Linked DNA regions of Homo sapiens: region 2 is linked to region 1. A link is an interaction called in ENCODE POLR2A ChIA-PET data of the cell type or tissue named here. Cell type or tissue: K562. All regions are shown on one strand. Links, peaks and the distances in the headings refer to the core of each region. The heading gives the core; the rest is flanking DNA.

Region 1 (8,855 bases), core at 456-8,455:
GTCTAGCTCAGGGATTGTAAACGCACCAATCAGCCCCCTGTCAAAACAGACCACTGGGCTCTACCAAGCAGCAGGATGTGGGTGGGGCCACATAAGAGAATAAAAGCAGGCTGCCCCAGCCAGCCTCGGCAACCCGCTCAGGTTCCCTCCTGCGCTGTGGAAGCTTTGTTCTTTCACTCTTTGGGTCCACGCTGCTTTTATGAGCTGCAACACTCACCGTGAAGGTCTGCAGTTTCACTCCTGAGCCAGCTAGACCACGAACCCACCAGAAGGAAGAAACTCCGAACATATCCGAACATCAGAAGAAAAAAACTCCAGGCGCGCTACCTTAAGAGCTATAACACTCACCACGAGGGTCTGCAGCTTCATTCTTGAAATCAGTGAGACCAAGAACCCACCAATTCTGGACACACTCAGCACCACTGGCCACTCTTGGGAGTTCCATGCCTGGTGTCCCTGGCACCCTTGGGCAGGGTGGGGCCGGGTCCTCCTCTGTCCTCCTGCTGCCTGGGATGCTGCTGACCACCTGCCCAAGCTGGCTTGATTCAGGACAGCCAGCAGGTCCCAGGGTGACCCCGGCAGGAAGTGGCCTCCAAGGGCATGTGGGACCCTCAGCCTTTATGAGCACTGGGAGCCCACCCACGCTGACACTTCCGTTGGCAATGTCTGGCCTCATTCCTTCTGAATGCCTGTCACCTTCATGCATGACACCTGTGAGCTGGCTCAGGTGTGCCGAGGCCAGGGAAACCCAGCCCAAACCCATTCAGGGAGCAGCTGGGACCCAACTGTGTCCGGAAGGCAGGGGGAGGAGGCCCACCTGGGCCGGATGGTGGGTGGGGTGCTCACCTAGCCAGTGCTCCCCGGTGAGCCTGCCAAAGCCGTCTCGGTACGCATCCCAGCCCCGGAAGAAGTTCACGGAGCCGTCCTCCCGGCGCTGAAACACCTGCAAAGGGAAGATGGGGATGGGGCGTTGGCACCGACCATCCCAGGACTCGCAGCCCACCTGGGCCCACCCCGCCCAGAGACTCCCCTCACCCTGCTCCCAACCTGCCCTCTCGGGAGGGCAGGGGCCTGGTTGCCCACTTCCCGCAACGGCCCCTGGCCAGGGGCCTGGAAAACAGCAGAGGTTCCAGAGCCTCATGGTGGCTCGAGGTGGGATTAACCAAATGCCCACAGGCCCCCAAGACGGCTCCTCAGGGAGGAATTCCAGGCCGGGCATGGTGGCTCATGCCCGGAATCCCAGCAAGGAAGGCTGAGCCCAGGAGTTCGAGACAACATAGTGAGACCCCATCTTTACAAAAAATTTAAAAATTAGCCAGGTGTGATGGTGGATGCCTGTAATCCTAGCTACTTGAGAGGCTGAGGCAGAAGGATCCCTTGAGCCCGGGAGGTTAAAGCTGCAGTGAGCTATGATCGTGCCACTGTACTCCAGCCTGGGCTCTCTCTCAAAAAAAAAAAAAAAAAAAAAAAAGTGGGGTGGGCCGGGCACGGTGACTCCCGCCTGTAATCCCAGAACTTTGGGAGGCCGAGGTGGGTGGATCACCTGAGGTCAGGAGTTCGAGACCAGCCTGGTCAACGTGGGGAAACCCCGTCTCTACTGAAAATATAAAAATTAGCCAGGCTTGGTGGCATGCACCTGTAATCCCAGCTACTGGGGAGGCTGAGGCAGGAGAATCGCTTGATCCCGGGAGGCGCAGGTTGCAGTGAGCCGAGATCATGCCACTACACTCCAGCCTGGGTGATAGAGCAAAACTGTCTGAAAAAAAAAAAAGGGAATCTCGGTGGGGTGGAGGAAAGCCGGCTTTGGGGGCATCTCCAGCACTTTGCTCTGGGCTTCGGTTTCCCCAATGGTCAAAGAAAGGGGGGGCAGAGTCTTAATCTTTTTCCAGGTCAAAACAAAACTGACCAAGTCTATCCTCCAGTTTTTAAGAACCAAGAGCACCCCCCACACACCCCAGGCTTGGCCTCCAGAGCCCTGTCCCTCAATAAGCTCCCCTTCCCCAAAACAAGCCTGGGGCAGGGGTCGGGGTGCTGGGAAACCGGAGTCCAGGCGATGGCTCAGGGGAGGACGAGGAGCCCACAGTCAGCGGGGTGTGACTTGGGTACCAACGAGCGCCTGGGCTGCCTCTGTTGTTCATTTTAATAACATTCTTGATTTGGGAGTCAGGAATCCCATCGGTTAAATTGCTTTGAAATGAGTACCACGCTGGCCCGGGCCAGAGCTGCCTGGAGTATTTACAGGATCCGCTGACAATCCGTCCCAGCCGGCCTCCCCAGCCCTCCCAGCCCTCTTTCTGTTTAACAAGCTTTATTCTCCTTTATTCTCCCTGCTTTATTCTCCGAGGCAGCGCCCGCGGCCCGGCCGGCCTCCATCTGTGTCAGAGTCTGATGTGTTAGAGATCTGGCTGCGGCACCGGCGAGCTGCCAGTTTCATTACTAAGCAGCCTGATTTCAGTCGCTCGGAACTGCCCGGATGCCCGGTCTGACCCGAGGCGTCTGCCGCGTGAGCGTTTGCCAATGCTCTGAGCCCTGCTCTGAGCCCTCGGGGACGTGTCCGTCACGGCGTTTGGGCAGCTCTGACGTCAGGGAGCTGGAGGGAGATGACACCTCCTTTTTCGTGCTTTGCTACCTCAAACCTGGCCCAGCTCTGAAATCTGAAAGTCCTCAGGAGTGACCGGCTCGGGGTGGAAGGAAATTCGATCAGGCTCAGGGAGATCTGAGGAGCGGTGGAGAGCCGTATTGATGGCCGCATATTGGGACCCTGAGCACGCACCTTTTCAAAGGCCTAATCCTAGCAGAAGCTCAGGCACTCCCCTGAGAAGGCAGCGGGCAGTAGGAGCCTGTTTCCGCAGGAGGAGGGGAGCTAGAGGGACCGGCAGGCCCGAAGCCCCCTGGGATGCCTGGCTGGCATTGGCCGTCGGCTGGGCCTCTGCCCTGGGGACTGGGGACCTGGGCATGCTCAGTGGTGAAGGAGTTCCTGAAGGCAGGGGAGCCCAGTGGTTGTGGATCTGGGTTCCAGGGCCCCAGCTTTGCCTTAGAGAGCCCTGGCAAGTCCCCACACCTCTCCAGGCCCCAGCACCCACGTCTGTAAAGCAGAGATCACAGCCACGCCTTCCTCCCAGGCTATGACCATCCACCGAGAATAAGCTCAGGCCTGGCACATAGTAGGTGTTCAGCAAGTGCCAGCTGGGTGGCTAGCCACAGCACTGAGGCCCAGGCCTGGGCGAGGGCTCCTGCCTCCTCTGCTCCTCTCCCAGACTCTGGCCTCCACCCTCCCCCAGCCCTCCCGAGGGGTCTGTCCCAGCCTCTCATTCACACAGATGTTCCACCGAGCATCTCCTGCCAGGCACCAGCTGCAAAAGCCAAGTCAGTGGATACGAGGTCACGGTTCTGCCCTTGGGGACCTTAGGGCAAAGGAACAGAGGAGACACCCGTGCTCAGGGGACCCCAACCGTGCAAGAGGCAGGACAGACTTGGAGGTTGGGGAGAGAACAGGTCTGCCCAGCAGGGTGGCCCTGGAGGAGGGGCAGGGTCCTGGGCCCTGTGTCAGCCTGCTGGGCGGGGCAGAAAATGCAGGGAAGTAGGCCACAGTGCGGGTAGTGGGGAGACCCCAGCAGCCAGTGGGCGTGCCCAACCAGGGGCAGGTGAGCTGATGTACAGGTGCCCAGCTGTGCCTCTTCCTAAAGGCTCAGAGGAACCATCCAGAATGAGAGCAAGAAGCCCCGGTAGCCCAGACCACAGCCTCCGAGAGGATCCCCCAGGCTCTGCCTCCAGCGCTCACTCCCACCACTGGGACGCCTGGAACCAATGCTGCCATTTACGTAACTCGCCAGACCCCAGCCCTGCCCTGACTCTTCAGGATGTGGCAGGAGGGGCTGTTCCTGCCCCTGCGTCCCAGCTGATGGGATGATGGGCAGTCGAGACTCAGCTCGGGGGCTGCGTGCTCTCTGCGTGCCCATGTCCCTCCCCAAACCCTTTCCCCGAGCCCAGGCACCCCACCCTTACAGGGCCGAAGCTCGGACACTGGCCAGCGGCCAGGCGGCCGTGAGCAGCAAAAAGCGGGGGCCGACTACATCTTGTGCCCTCAGTCCCACGACAGTCTGGACCTACCCTTGCCACCAGCGCCTGAAGGCTAATGTCCTGACACCATGTCCACACTCGTGCTTGGTGGCAGGTCCACTGACCAGGATGGCTGTAGCCTTGAGTGTGCCCCTCTACCCAGGCTTCTGGTGCCAAGAGCTGGTCCCTGCACCCACAGTCCTCAGCCCCCTCTTTCCCACTGCCCTCTCAGTCTGGGTGCCAGTTACAGTGACCCCACCATCCCCCAGGGCTCCTCCTTGGTGCCGATCAATTGGGGTGAGCACACCTGGCCCCCTGCCTTTGCCTCTGCCCAAGGAAGGACACTGAAACCACATACGGCCGGCACTCCTGTCCAGGTAGCCCGAATCAACGCCCACTTAGAAACTGCAGCAATTGGCCAGGAGCGGTGGCTCACGCCTGTAACCCCAGCACTTTGGGAGGCCGAGGCAGGCAGATCTCCTGAGGTCAGGAGTTCGAGACCAGCCTGGCCAACACGGTGAAACCCCGTCTCTACTAAAAATACAAAAATTAGCCGGGCATAGTGGCAGGTGCCTGTAGTCCCAGCTACTTGGGAGGCTGAGGCAGGATAATCACTTGAACCCAGGAGGCGTGGTTGCAGTGAGCCGAGATCGCGCCACTGCACTCCAACCTGAGTGATAAGAGCGAGACTCTGTCTCAAAAAAATAAAAAAATAAACTGCAGCAACTGTCGGCCAACGTGGGCACTTTTAACGTGTGCAGTGACGGATTGCGGACCTGCTCTTAAGGCGCCAAGACACATCTGTGGTCTGGCCTTGAAGAAGTGACCTGCAGACTGACCATGTCCCAGAGAGATGCAGCCGACGTCACCACACAGGCACACGCATCCAGACTCCAGACTTAGCTTAATGCAGAAGGACGTGCATAGATATTTTCTTTTTTCTTTTGACACAGAGTGTTACTCTGTCACCCAGGCAGTGCGGTGGCACGATCTCAGCTCACTGCAACCTCTGCCTCCCAGGTTCAAGCAATTCTCTGCCTCAGCCTCCTGAGTAGCTGGGATTACAGGCACCTGCCACCATGCCCGGCTAAGTTTTTTGTATTTTTAGTAGAGACGGGCTTTCACGATCTTGGCCAGGATGGTCTTGAACACCTGACCTTGTGATCCACCCACCTTGGCCTCCCAAAGTGCTGGGATTATAGGCGTGAGCCACCGCGCCCAGCCTTAGTGCACTGATATTTTCTATCATGTTCTATTCCACTCTATTTGATTGAAAAAATAATGTTGATCAAACCCATTCAGTTGATTTTGCCAGTGACCCACGGAGTACGCCCGCAGTTTGGGAACCACTGACAGCCTTTGCCACGGGCTGTCCTGATTTCTTGGTTCACACCCCAAGTGACTGCCTGTGCCGGGCCCTGTGCTAGGATCTCGGGCTTGGAAACCCTGCCCCGACCTCGAGCCAATGACAGCCCAACGTGGCCTGACTAGTGCAAGTGCCGAGCACGGCCCAGATCGTCAGGTGGGTCCTCCCAGCTTCCCGTGTGGGGGAATGTTTAGTCTGACTCTGAGCCCAGGATAAACTGCAGCTGTGGCTTTGTATTTCTGGCAAACAGCTTCAGCGACACTGGACCTTGGTGACGCCAGATGCCTGGATGTGGCCAAGCACAGAGGGCTTTAATTACACAGCGAGGACCAGTGGGATGGGAGGACAGAGGGAGGAAGTAAGGAAAGGATCCAGGCGTCCACTTCCCCTTCTTTCTGCCCCACCCACCGAACGTGAATCCCCACTAGGCAAAAAGGGGTGGGGAGTCTGGGCGCGGTGGCCCACGCCTGTAATCCCAGCACTTTGGGAGGCTGAGGCAGGCACATCACTTGAGGTCAGGAGTTCGAGACCAGTCTGGCTAATATGGTGAAACCCCATCTCTACTAAAAATACAAAAATTAGCTGGGTGTGGTGGCAGGCGCCTTTAATCCCAGCTACTCGGGAGGCTGAGGCAGGAGAATCACTTGAACCTGGGAGGCAGAGGTTGCAGCGAGCCAAGATCACACCACTGCACTCCAGCCTGGGCAACAGAGTGAGACCTCGTCTTAAAACAAAACAAAACAAAATGGAGGCGGGGAGCAAAAGGTAGGGAAACAAAAATTACTGATTCATTTTCAGGCCAAAATATGAATTGGTCCAGCTCCGGGGGGGCGTCTCTCTTGGGTCCCGGCTGGAAAACGATTGAGTAGAAACACTCGCCGCAGCCGCAGCCTCTTGGGCAGATGCCACGAGTGGGAAGACAGACAGAGAGTGTTTTCTTGGTGCGGATTCTCAGAAGCCCGCCGCCCGGCGCACCTTGGAAGTGCCGCTTAGAGGGGCTCTGCCAAGGGAGAGCTGGGCCCACATGGTCCTGCAGATGGTGCTGGGCGGGTTCAAAGGAAGGAGTGACGGCTCTGGACATGGAGGAAGGAGTGACAGCTCTGGACGCGGAGGAAGGAAGACAGCAGCAGCCACCGACGGCCCTGTGTTGTCAGATGGGGCCTGGGGACCGAGGGAGGCGGAGATGCCTCTGGGCCGCTGCAGCCTTACACTCCGCAGGTTGCATCCCGCCCAGGGCTGCCTCTGCAGACAGACCCTGACCAACCAGCTGCTGCTTTGCCACTGTGCCCAGAACATGCAGCTAGCGTCCTGAGCACTGAGCTGGGCTCTGTGGTCACCCTAGCACCCGGCCAGTGCCGTAGAGGATGACCACGGCCTTCCCCGCCACAGCCCTGGAGGGACGACTGGTGCTCCCATTAGGCAGATGAGAAGACTGAGGCTTGGAGGAGTGGGCAACCCAGGTGCGCAGGGCTGAGATGGCCAGAGGAGTGGGGATGAGAGTGCACGCTCAGTCCCAGGGAGCTCCCTGGGCTGGCACCCAGGAGACCTGAGTTCTACCCAGACTCCAGCCAACAGGATACGTGGCTTCTCCCCTGCAAAACAAGGGCTCCTGCACAGCACCCCGTGTGTGCTCGGGGCTCACAGGGATGACCTTGGCCCTCAAAGCTCACAGCCCCATGAGAGACGACGCACAAGCCAGCAGCCATAGGGCAGAGCAGCTCCCACCCTGGCACATTCCTCCAAACCCCAGGCTTCAGTTTCCTCATCTGTAAAGCTAGGATTATAAAAGCCTCAACCCACAAAGTTTTGATGAGAATTAAATGTGCTGGTGCACAGCATTCAACAGAGCTTGCTGGGAACCCTGAGAAGGAGTGAGTCCCTCTGCTGGGGCAGTTGGAGGTGGTTATCTGGGAGGGCTCCCTGGAGGAGGACATGCCTGGCTGAATGGAACATTAAGCAGAGCCTTGCCAGCTGGGCAGAGGAGCTGAAACCCAAGGAATGGGGGGTGGGTGGGTCCAAACCCTATGAGACTGGGAGAGAGGGTCTCCGATGCCTTAGAACGGCCCCCTGGAAGCAGCAACTGCGGTTTTTCCTAGACTGTGATGAAACTGCTGCAGAAACCAGTTACAGACAGGACTGTCTTGGTTGTGGAGCTGTGGCCTCTCCCAGCCTCCCGGGCTTTCTGATCAGGTGATTCTGGGAGGGGGGCAGAGGGGTCCTGGCAGAGGAGGATGCATGTTTTTAAAGAACAAAGAACTTGGATGTGTGAGCTACGGCAGCCCTTCAAAGGCAGCCCTGGGGCGGCTCTGCGGCATTCCCAGGAGTCTGGCTTTCCCTTAACTCCTTTCTGGACACCTCTGGGCAGTGCCCCCAGGGAGGCCTCTGGGCTCAGTCAGGAACAAGGCAGAGCTGAGTTCAAATCCTGACTACCTCTCACAGGCCACGTGACCTCGGACAGGTTGCAGAACCTTTCTGAGTCTGTTTCTCTCTGCATAAGCCCGCGCAGGGCCGGTGGGGAAGAGGCAATCAAGTCAATGCGTAAACGGACGGCGCACAGTAGGCCTAACCAACATCACCACCCTCCCTGCAGAGCCAGCTGCTGAGCCCAGAAGGAAATCGGACCCACTCCTTGTTTTTGACTGAAAACGGTACCCCCAGGCTTGGCGCCCTGCCGTCATTCCCAGGCTTGGCAGTCGGCGCCTGCCGGCTCTTGGCACAGCACTGCCAAGCTGCCGTTTCTCGGGTGCTGAGCCACGGCGGGCGCGGGGCTGGGCCCTGCACGTGCATTGTCCTGTTTCTGTTCAAAGTTTGAAAAACCCAAACTGCTCCCCACGGAGGCACGCTTTCTTTGCACGATGAACGAAGGAAATGTGAGGGTGTTGTCCCCGGTCACCGGTCACCTCGCCATTATGAATGTGTGTGTGCTCTGAGGACCATTCCCCAGGCAGGGTGTGGGCCAGGCAGTAGCGTGGGGACACTGTGGCCCACCAATGTCACAGCAGATCCCCTGCCACCACTGCCTCTGGGACAAGGAGGGCCGGCCGCAGCTGCAGCCCAAGTAGGAAGGAGCTAACATCTCATCTGTTGGACCCCGAGGTCCTGCTGCTCAGCCTCCCCGGCACAGGGGTCCAGGCTGGCACCTGGGGAGGCCCCAGGAGCTCTTCATCCCTCCCTGAGCCTGAGCCTGCTGTTGGGCTCCTCTGACGTTCTCCATGTGAGGGCAGGATTTTCCTCCCGGCCTAAAGAGCTCAGGTGGGGGGATGTGGGGGCTCCTTTCCAGGGGAGCCAATTACAGGCAGATGTGAACTGGCTGACCTCGCACAAAGGAAGCACCTGGCGGAGAACAGGGCTGCAAAGAACAGGGTTTGGGCCACTTGGCACCGTGGTGTTGGGGGACGTTGGCTGTGCCTGGGAGCGGAGCAGGTAGGTA
Region 2 (8,000 bases), core at 1-8,000, 120 kb after region 1:
TCTCGCTCTCTCTCACTCGCTCTCTCTCTCTTGCTCTCTCTCGCTGTCTCTCTCTCTTGCTCTCTCTCGCTCTCTCTCTTGCTCTCTCTCGCTTGCTCTCTTTCTCACTCGCTTTCTCTCTCTCTCTCTCTCTCTCACTCTCTCTTGCTCTCTCGCTCTCACTCACTCTCTCTCACTCTCTCTCGCTCTCTCTCTCTCTGAAGGAGTTTCGCTCTTGTTGCCCAGGCTGGAGTGCAGTGGTGCAATCTCAGCTCACTGCAACCTCTGCCTCCCAGGTTCAAGGTATTCACCTGTCTCAGCCTCCCAAGTAGCTGGGATTACAGGCATGCGCCACCACGCCCGGCTAATTTTGTATTTTTAGTAGAGATGGGGTTTCTCCATGTTGGTCAGGCTGGTCTTGAACTCCCAGCCTCAGGTGATCTGCCCGCCTTGGCCTCCCAAAGTGCTGGGATTACAGGCATGAGCCACGGCCCCCTTCCCCTTTCTAGTATAGGGGTGTTACTGGCCTAGAGAAAGGCGCTTCTCTCTGGCCCGTGGTCCTGGTCCTGGTCCTGGTCCTGGTCCTATGCGCCATTAGCACCCATCAGTGCTGTGGGCAGTTTGTTTCTCCTCCAACATCTGTCCCCTCCAGGAAGCAGGGGCTGCCTAGGAGGTAGAGGCCCATCTCTCACCTCAAGTCCCAAGGCCTGTCTCGCACATGGCCACCTGGCAGTGGGTGCCCAGGGAGGGCTGTGGGACGAGGGAGGCATGAACAGCTTCCACGTCAGTGTTTCTCAGGTTTCTTTGAAAGGAGAGAGGAAAACAGGTGCGTTCCTGCCCCAGTCACCTGGGGATGGCAGACATTGATCAGATTGCTCCCCAGTGAACACATCAGCCCGCTCCAGGATGACAAGGAAGGAGAGGAAAGGGAGAGCGTGTGCCTGGGGTCGGGGAGGACAGGAGCTGGTGCTGCAGATGGGACCCAAGAGTGGGAAGGCTGGGGTTGAGGACTAGGGGACGGCCAACGTGGCTGGGTGGAGGGCAGGCGGGTGGGCGTGGAGAGGTTGGCAGAGTGTCAGGGCCTGGGCGGGTTTAGCCTCACCCAGAAGTCAAGAGGAAGCTGTGGAAGGATTTGGTCAGGGTAGTAACAGAGTCAGATTTTTAAAACACCCCCAAACCCCTGACAGCCAAGTGGGGCAGATAGGAGGAGAGAGGAAGTCGAATGTCAGGAATCGAGGCGGGAGGCGGCAGCTTGGACCAGAGGGCTGGGGTGTGGGGCGCGTGGGTCTGAACGCGACTGAGGATGGAAACGCAGCTCTGTGTGTGAACCATGGGCCATGGGAGTGGGGAGCGGGGATGACACTGGACTCTGGGCCTCCACAGTTCAGAGGCGCTTGGGTGGCATTAGAGAGATGGAGAAGGGGGCGGCATGAGGCTCAAATGCCTGCTTTGGGTGTGTGAGCTCCAGAGAAGGCCAAGGCTCGTCACTGAGAGCCCCTGTGGCCATGAGGATCCCCCTGCTCCAACCTGCCCCCTTATGTGAGTCGGTGGGAGGAGCTCCCCGGGGAAGGCGGCCATGAGCTCCAGTGCCTCCTGTCAGGGGGCTTCGGGCCAGAGGACATCTGGGTTCCAGCTGCCAGAGCCAGACCACCCTCAGACCACAGCTGGCTGGGGCAGGCTGCTCATGGCAGGGGACAGGTGGCCCCAACAGCCTGTGTTCACAGTGGAGCCCGTGGAGTCTCACTCTCCTTTCCTGGGTCAGTGGGCTTCACAGGGCTGGTGTTTACAGCACCCCCTCCAAGGCAGGGGCAGTCCCTTGTGACTTCCCTGGTGACCACTGTCCCCAGGATTGCCTGGCGCCTGCCTCACCCCAAGAAACCCTGGGGTGCTGCCTGCCTAAACTGGGCCTTGCGTGGAAGCCGTGCTACGTGCCCTACCACACAGTGTGTCCGCTATCAGCTAAAGCACCTGGAGCCGCAACAGCGGTTGGTGATTCGTCAACATCCACAGAGGGCAGAGCGTGGAACGTGGCTTAAGGGAGCCACTGAGTGGCCACAGAGGAGTGTCCAGGAGCTCAGGGTCCACGTGGAGTCGATGAGGACGGGCTTCAGCTCCAGCTCAGCCACTTAGCATCTGTGAGTTCCAAGGCCTGAGCCTGATGCCTCATGTGTGGAATGGGGACGCTAATGTCCCTCCCACCTCTGGTGAGGCTCTAGGGAGAAGCTATTGCCTTGGCCAGGGGCAGAAGCCATGGCCTCTGAGCAGCTCAGGACAGGGACAGTGGTCGGGACAGGGACAATCACTCACAGGGTCAGGCTCTGCCGAGCATGCCGCGGGCTCCCAGGGCACCCCTGTTCCTGCCTGATTCCACCTGTCTCTTGATCCTGTGTGTGGAATGGGGCCACAGGCCGGGGCTGCTCTCAAAGACCCCGTATTTGTCCATTCTTGTACTGCTGTAAACACCTGAGATGATTATTTATTTATTTATTTATTTATTTTTGAGACAGAGTTTTGCTCTCGTTGCCCAGGCTGGAGTGCAATGGCACGATCTCGGCTCACTGCAACCTCTGCCTCTTGGGTCCAAGCAATTCTCCTGCTTCAGCCTCCTGAGTAGCTGGGATTATAGGCATGCGCTGCCACACCTGGCTATTTTTGTATTTTTAGTAGAGACTGGGTTTCTCCATGTTGGTCAGGCTGGTCTCCAACTCCTGACCTCAGGTGATCCGCCCACCTTGGCCTCCCAAAGTGCTGGGATTACAGGTGTGAGCCACCATGCCCAGCTGATGGTAATTTATTAAAAGAGGTTTAATTGGCTCACAGTTCCACAGGCTGTACAGGAATCATGGTGCTGGCATCTGCTTGGCTTCTGGGGAGGCCTCAGGAAACTTACAATCATGGCGGAAAGTGAAGAGGGATCAGGCACATCACATGGCCAGAGCAGGAGCAAGAGAGCAGGGGATGGGGTGGGGCTGACGGGTGGGTGCCACACGCTTCTAAACAACCAGATCTCATGAGAACTCACTCTACAGTACCACGGGGGAGGGTGCTAAACCATTCAGGAGAATTCAACCTGATGATCCAATCAGCTCCCACCAGGCCCCACCTCCAACATTGGGGATTGCAGTTTGACACATTTGGTGGGGACACAGATCCAAACCATATCCGAAGTGGACTCATGGGGGATTTGGAGTGACTCAGGAGCTGTCCCTGTTTGGGGTACCTTCTTTCCTGCCCTTTCGGACACAGTTGAGGGATAGCTGCTGGAGGCGGTTCCCTTTGCCTTCCACACCTATTGCTGGTGTGACTGCTGGCCCACTCTCCACTTGGGAGACTAAGGTGACTTCTTCCTGGGTCCCTCTCAGCCCCCAGGTGGGGCTCCTCCCAGGCAGAAGCTTTCTGTGCCAGGCACTTGCTAGCTGGTGGCTTTGGGCAGCTTCTCTGTGCCTCTCAGTTCACCCATCCATTCTATGGGGGTGGTAACAGGCTGGTGAAGATGGAATGGGTTTGTTCCAGAGCTCACCAGTACAGTCAGTTCTCTGTTACTGCTGCCCCCAGGGCACATAGTAGGTGTTCAGTGAGGGCCAAGATTGAGGGTGGAGTCTGGCTCACACCTGCAAACAGGGGCTACCTGGTGACTAACTCCTTGTCTGCCCTGCCGGCACCTGCGGGTCCCCTTCCTCCTCTGTGTCTTTTCCCAGGTGCAAGTGCAACGGGCATGCCAGCGAGTGCGGCCCCGACGTGGCAGGCCAGTTGGCCTGCCGGTGCCAGCACAACACCACCGGCACAGACTGTGAGCGCTGCCTGCCCTTCTTCCAGGACCGCCCGTGGGCCCGGGGCACCGCCGAGGCTGCCCACGAGTGTCTGCGTGAGTGTCTGAGTGTCACAGGGCATCAGGGACCCGAGGCTGGTGTTGCAGGCGGGGAAAGGAACTCCCCAAAACGTCGTGGTGGGGGCTGCTCCTGGGTACGCCCCGGGGGCAGCTCGGGGTCTCTGTGCTGCTGCAGAGATAAGGACGAGCAGAAGGGGAGCCTGGGGAGGGGGTGCATTTAAGCCTCAGTCTCTCCTCCACTAAGTAGCTTCCCTGGACCAACTCTACCCATGCAGAGGCGCCTGTGGTGGGAGGGCCGGAAGGTCCCCGACTTGCTTCTTTGTGTTAACCGCTCCCACCCCAGCTGCTAATCGGAACCAGGCTACCCAACAAGCAAGGGGGTGCTGATGGCCCACCCAGCCTCTCCCACGGGCCCCCAGGCAGCCCTTTGGTGTCCCAGCCCCCATGTGATGTGGCTTTGACCACCTAACCTCAGAGAAGCGCTGGAGAGAGGATGATGCCATCATGTCTTCTCCAGGGACACAGGCCAAGAGCAGGGACCCACTGACTTCCCTTCTGGCTGGGGCACTGGCTGCAAGCCCCACCCTGTCCCCAGACAGCCTGGTTTCCTCCAGGCTCTCCATGCACAGCCGCCGTTGCTGGGGGCCAGATCCCAGCTGGTGCTGGTGCTGCTGGCAGGAGACACATCTTCACTCACAGGCTCGCTGGGCGGGCAGCTTGGCCTCTGGACCCCGCTGTCCTCTTGGGCCTGGGCCACTGGCGACCAGAACTGGGGCTGGGCCGGGGGCGGCTTGTTCTGAGGGTGGGGCACTGTCTGCAGGAGCTGCCCTCGCTGGCCTGCCTCCACCAGAGAGTCCTGGGGCCAAGGAAGCTGTGCTGGCTGGCTTCCACTGTCCCAGCCTGCTGCTGTCTCCATGGTGGGGACACAGAGGCCAGACTGCTTCTACCATGTCCTCAGCTCCATGGTCACGTCTGTCTCTCAGTCAGCAGCCTGGGAGCCAGGGTTTCAGGCTTGACCCTTCATCCCCACCCTCACCCGCAGCTGAGACAGCCCCGAGCCCTGAATTCCGCCTCATCCACATCGCTCCAGTCTGTCTAACTTCTGTCCATTGCAGCCGATGCCTTGGGCCTGGCCCTGCCTCCTCTCCCTGCACACCCGAAGCTTCCTCTTCCCTGCTCTCCCTGTTCCCAGCCCTCCCCTAACTGCAGCTAAGGCTCTTTTCTTGAAACACGGCCTCACTCTGTCACCCAGGCTGGAGTGCAGTGGCCCAATCATAGCTCACTGCAGCCTCGAATTCCTGGGTGCGTGTTCCTCCTACCTCAGCCACTAGAGTAGCTGAGACTACAGGCACATACATCACCATGCCAAGCAATGTTTTATAGAGCTCGGCTCTCACTGTTGCCCAGGCTGGTCTTTACACTCCTAGGCTCAAGCAGTCCTCCTACCTTACCTTCCAAAGTGCTGGGATCACAGGCGTGAGCCATGGCACTGGGCCAAGACTTTCTAAAGGACAAATTTAGTAACATCTATTCCCTGCTTAAACCTTCCCACGGCTCCCCCTTTGCTCCCAGCTAACGTCCACTGACCACGGCAGCCCAGCCTCCCTGGAGCAAGCTCTGCTAGCCTCTGACTTCACAACTGCCCCTGCACTGCAGGCCCCCCACTGCACAAAGTCCTTCCTTCCCTGCCATCACACGACATGCCGTCTGCAGCCAGCCTCATGGCACACCCGCACCAGGCCACGCGTCTGTCTCTGCATGTGGGGTATCCCCTGGGCTTTCGCCTCCTGTCTGCGACGCCCTTCCCGCCCCCTCTTCCTCTGCCTGGCCTATTCCTCACTGCTCAGCCTTCAGATTCAGCGCGGCCATGACTTCCTCTCGGAAGCCTTGTCCCACCACCCCAGCACAGCTGCAGGGGCCCCTTCTTTCGGCTCCCAAAGCCCCCAGCCTCTCCTGTCTCAGCCCTGCACCTGCAGGGGGTTTGCTTGCTTGCCGTCTGGGCTGTGGGCAGCACGAGGGCGGCAGGTGTAAATGGGTCCGCACCTTTCATGGATCCACCCCTGAGCTCACTCTGGGAGCCAAGACAGAGCCAGTCCTGCACACAGACTTTTAAAAATGATTTAATGGGGGAAATGAAAGGTGACTTGTGCTTTCTGTACCCCTGAGTGACCTCACACAATAGTGAGAGTCACACTATTATGGCTTGGAGGACCTCCAGGAGATTTTGGAGAGAGCCAAGCTGCCACTCCAGAAGGCAGCCAGCCTCTGATCGGTGCCCATCTATCTGGGTGTATATCCTTGTTGCCTGGGATGGTCTTCTTTCTGCCTGTTGTTTTGGTGTATTTACTAACAGTGTCCCCTTTGCTCTTAAGAGTGTCCTGTTTTGGAAAATCAATTGATCAATGTCTAGCCTTGATCAAGCTGGGCCTGAACTCCATTCTGGACCATGCTCTTGCCCTTCTCTTTGCACTGCCTGCTCATTTAGCACAGGGAGGCTGACTGACACAGATGCAGCCTCCTACCACATCACAGGGGACTCACACACCTTTCCCCACTCCTGCCCATAGCCTGCAACTGCAGTGGCCGCTCCGAGGAATGCACGTTTGATCGGGAGCTCTTCCGCAGCACAGGCCACGGCGGGCGCTGTCACCACTGCCGTGACCACACAGCTGGGCCACACTGTGAGCGCTGTCAGGAGAATTTCTATCACTGGGACCCGCGGATGCCATGCCAGCCCTGTGACTGCCAGTCGGCAGGTGAGTGGACTCCACATCCCCAGCCTCCGACCCTCTCCCTTTCCTGGCCTCAATTGCCCTGTGCCCTTCCTCTCCCAGGCTCCCTACACCTCCAGTGCGATGACACAGGCACCTGCGCCTGCAAGCCCACGGTGACTGGCTGGAAGTGTGACCGCTGTCTGCCCGGGTTCCACTCGCTCAGTGAGGGAGGCTGCAGGTGAGGGCGAGGGGCGGCCCAGTATGGACACATTGCACTGAATGACAAGAAGCAGGAGGAACAGGCTGTCAGCAGTCCCTCCCCTCCCCATCCCTTCCTGTCTGCAGCTACCTCGCCCTAATCCTGGTGAAGACTAGAGACACTCAGCTCCTGGAGAGGCCAAGAGACAAAAACAGACCTTAATGAGACCAGGCTGAGCCCTGTGGAAGCTCAGCGGATCTTGCAGGTGGAGGGCAGGCTTCCTGTAGGAGGTGCTGCATAAGTGCAGGGAGAGGGGAAGGACAGGTGTTTGAGGTGGGGTGGGGGGCACGGGAGGCCTCTGGAGGAGCCGTGGATCAGTGAGAAGCAGGAGTGGGTGAGGGGGAGGCTGCGTGGAGGCTACAGCAGGAACGCCTGGGCAGCCTGCATGGGGGTTTGACTGTGGAGAGGGAGAGCAGGGCAGATTCCAGAGCCCAGTGCAAGGAGGAGCTAATAGGACATGGTGACCAGGGGGTGGAAGAGGAAGAAGAGGTGGAGGCTGACCTTCGGGGTTCTCTGGGCCTCTGGATAGCAGGGCACGCAGTGTGGGGAGCGGGGTGGGAGAGGCTGAGTGTCATCTGGGTGCACCGAGTTTGGTACCTAGTGGGACAGCTGAGGGGAGAGAGGGACAGGGGCTCCTGGGGTCTGGACCTTACCCCAACACATTTGCCATCACTTGATTGAGAAAGTATACAATGGCCAAAAAACAAAAACAAAACAAAACAAAAACCTATGATAAATTTAGAAGCTTTTTTTTTTTTTTTTTGAGACAGATTCTTGTTTTGTCAACCAGGCTGGAATGCAGTGGTGCCATCTTGGCTCACTGCAACCTCCACCTCCCCGGTTCCAGCAATTCTCTGCCTCAGCCTTCTGAGTAGCTGGGATTACAAGCATGCACCACCATGCCCACTATCTCTATTTTTTTTTTTAAGATGGAGTCCTCCTCTGTCACCCAGGCTGAAGTGCAGTGGCGCGATCTCTACTCACTACAACCTCCGCCTCCCAGACTCAAGTGATCCTCTCATCTCAGCCTCCTGAGTAGCTGAGATTACAAATGTGCACCACCACACCCGGCTAATTTTTGTATTTTTTGGTAGAGATGGGGTTTTGCCATGTTGCCCAAGCTGGTCTCAAGCTCCTGGGCTCAAGTAATCCACCCTCCTCGGCTTCCCAAAGTGCTGATTACAGACGTGAGTCACCGCGCCTGGCCCAGAAGCACTTT

What was found. Peaks named below come from ENCODE experiments on the same cell type or tissue, not always from the same donor. Only the 100,000 strongest peaks of a DNase experiment are listed, where the experiment ranks them.
Region 2: POLR2A ChIA-PET joins it to region 1 with 5 read pairs; 4 of 35 experiments call an interaction of 5 or more read pairs at or near these places.

What each region holds. Positions count from the first base shown.
Region 1 is chr9:130,910,946-130,919,800 of GRCh38, forward strand. It overlaps FIBCD1 (fibrinogen C domain containing 1), which reads right to left. Exons shown (of 7, transcript NM_032843.5): 5 at 847-943. Among named protein-coding and RNA genes, the nearest start is that of QRFP, 19 kb to the left of the region's middle. RefSeq lists enhancers at 3,360-4,052, 7,954-8,494. In K562, for the core only: a CTCF peak has its summit at 2,215; DNase peaks (open chromatin) are centred at 3,986, 6,908, 7,777, 8,267 and 12 weaker places; H3K27me3 peaks cover 8,000 bases.
Region 2 is chr9:131,032,489-131,040,488 of GRCh38, forward strand. It overlaps LAMC3 (laminin subunit gamma 3), which reads left to right. Exons shown (of 28, transcript NM_006059.4): 4 at 3,678-3,844; 5 at 6,376-6,564; 6 at 6,643-6,760. Among named protein-coding and RNA genes, the nearest start is that of LAMC3, 27 kb to the left of the region's middle. In K562, for the core only: no CTCF peak of the experiment used is centred there; DNase peaks (open chromatin) are centred at 1,049, 1,209, 1,980, 2,223 and 6 weaker places; H3K27me3 peaks cover 7,970 bases.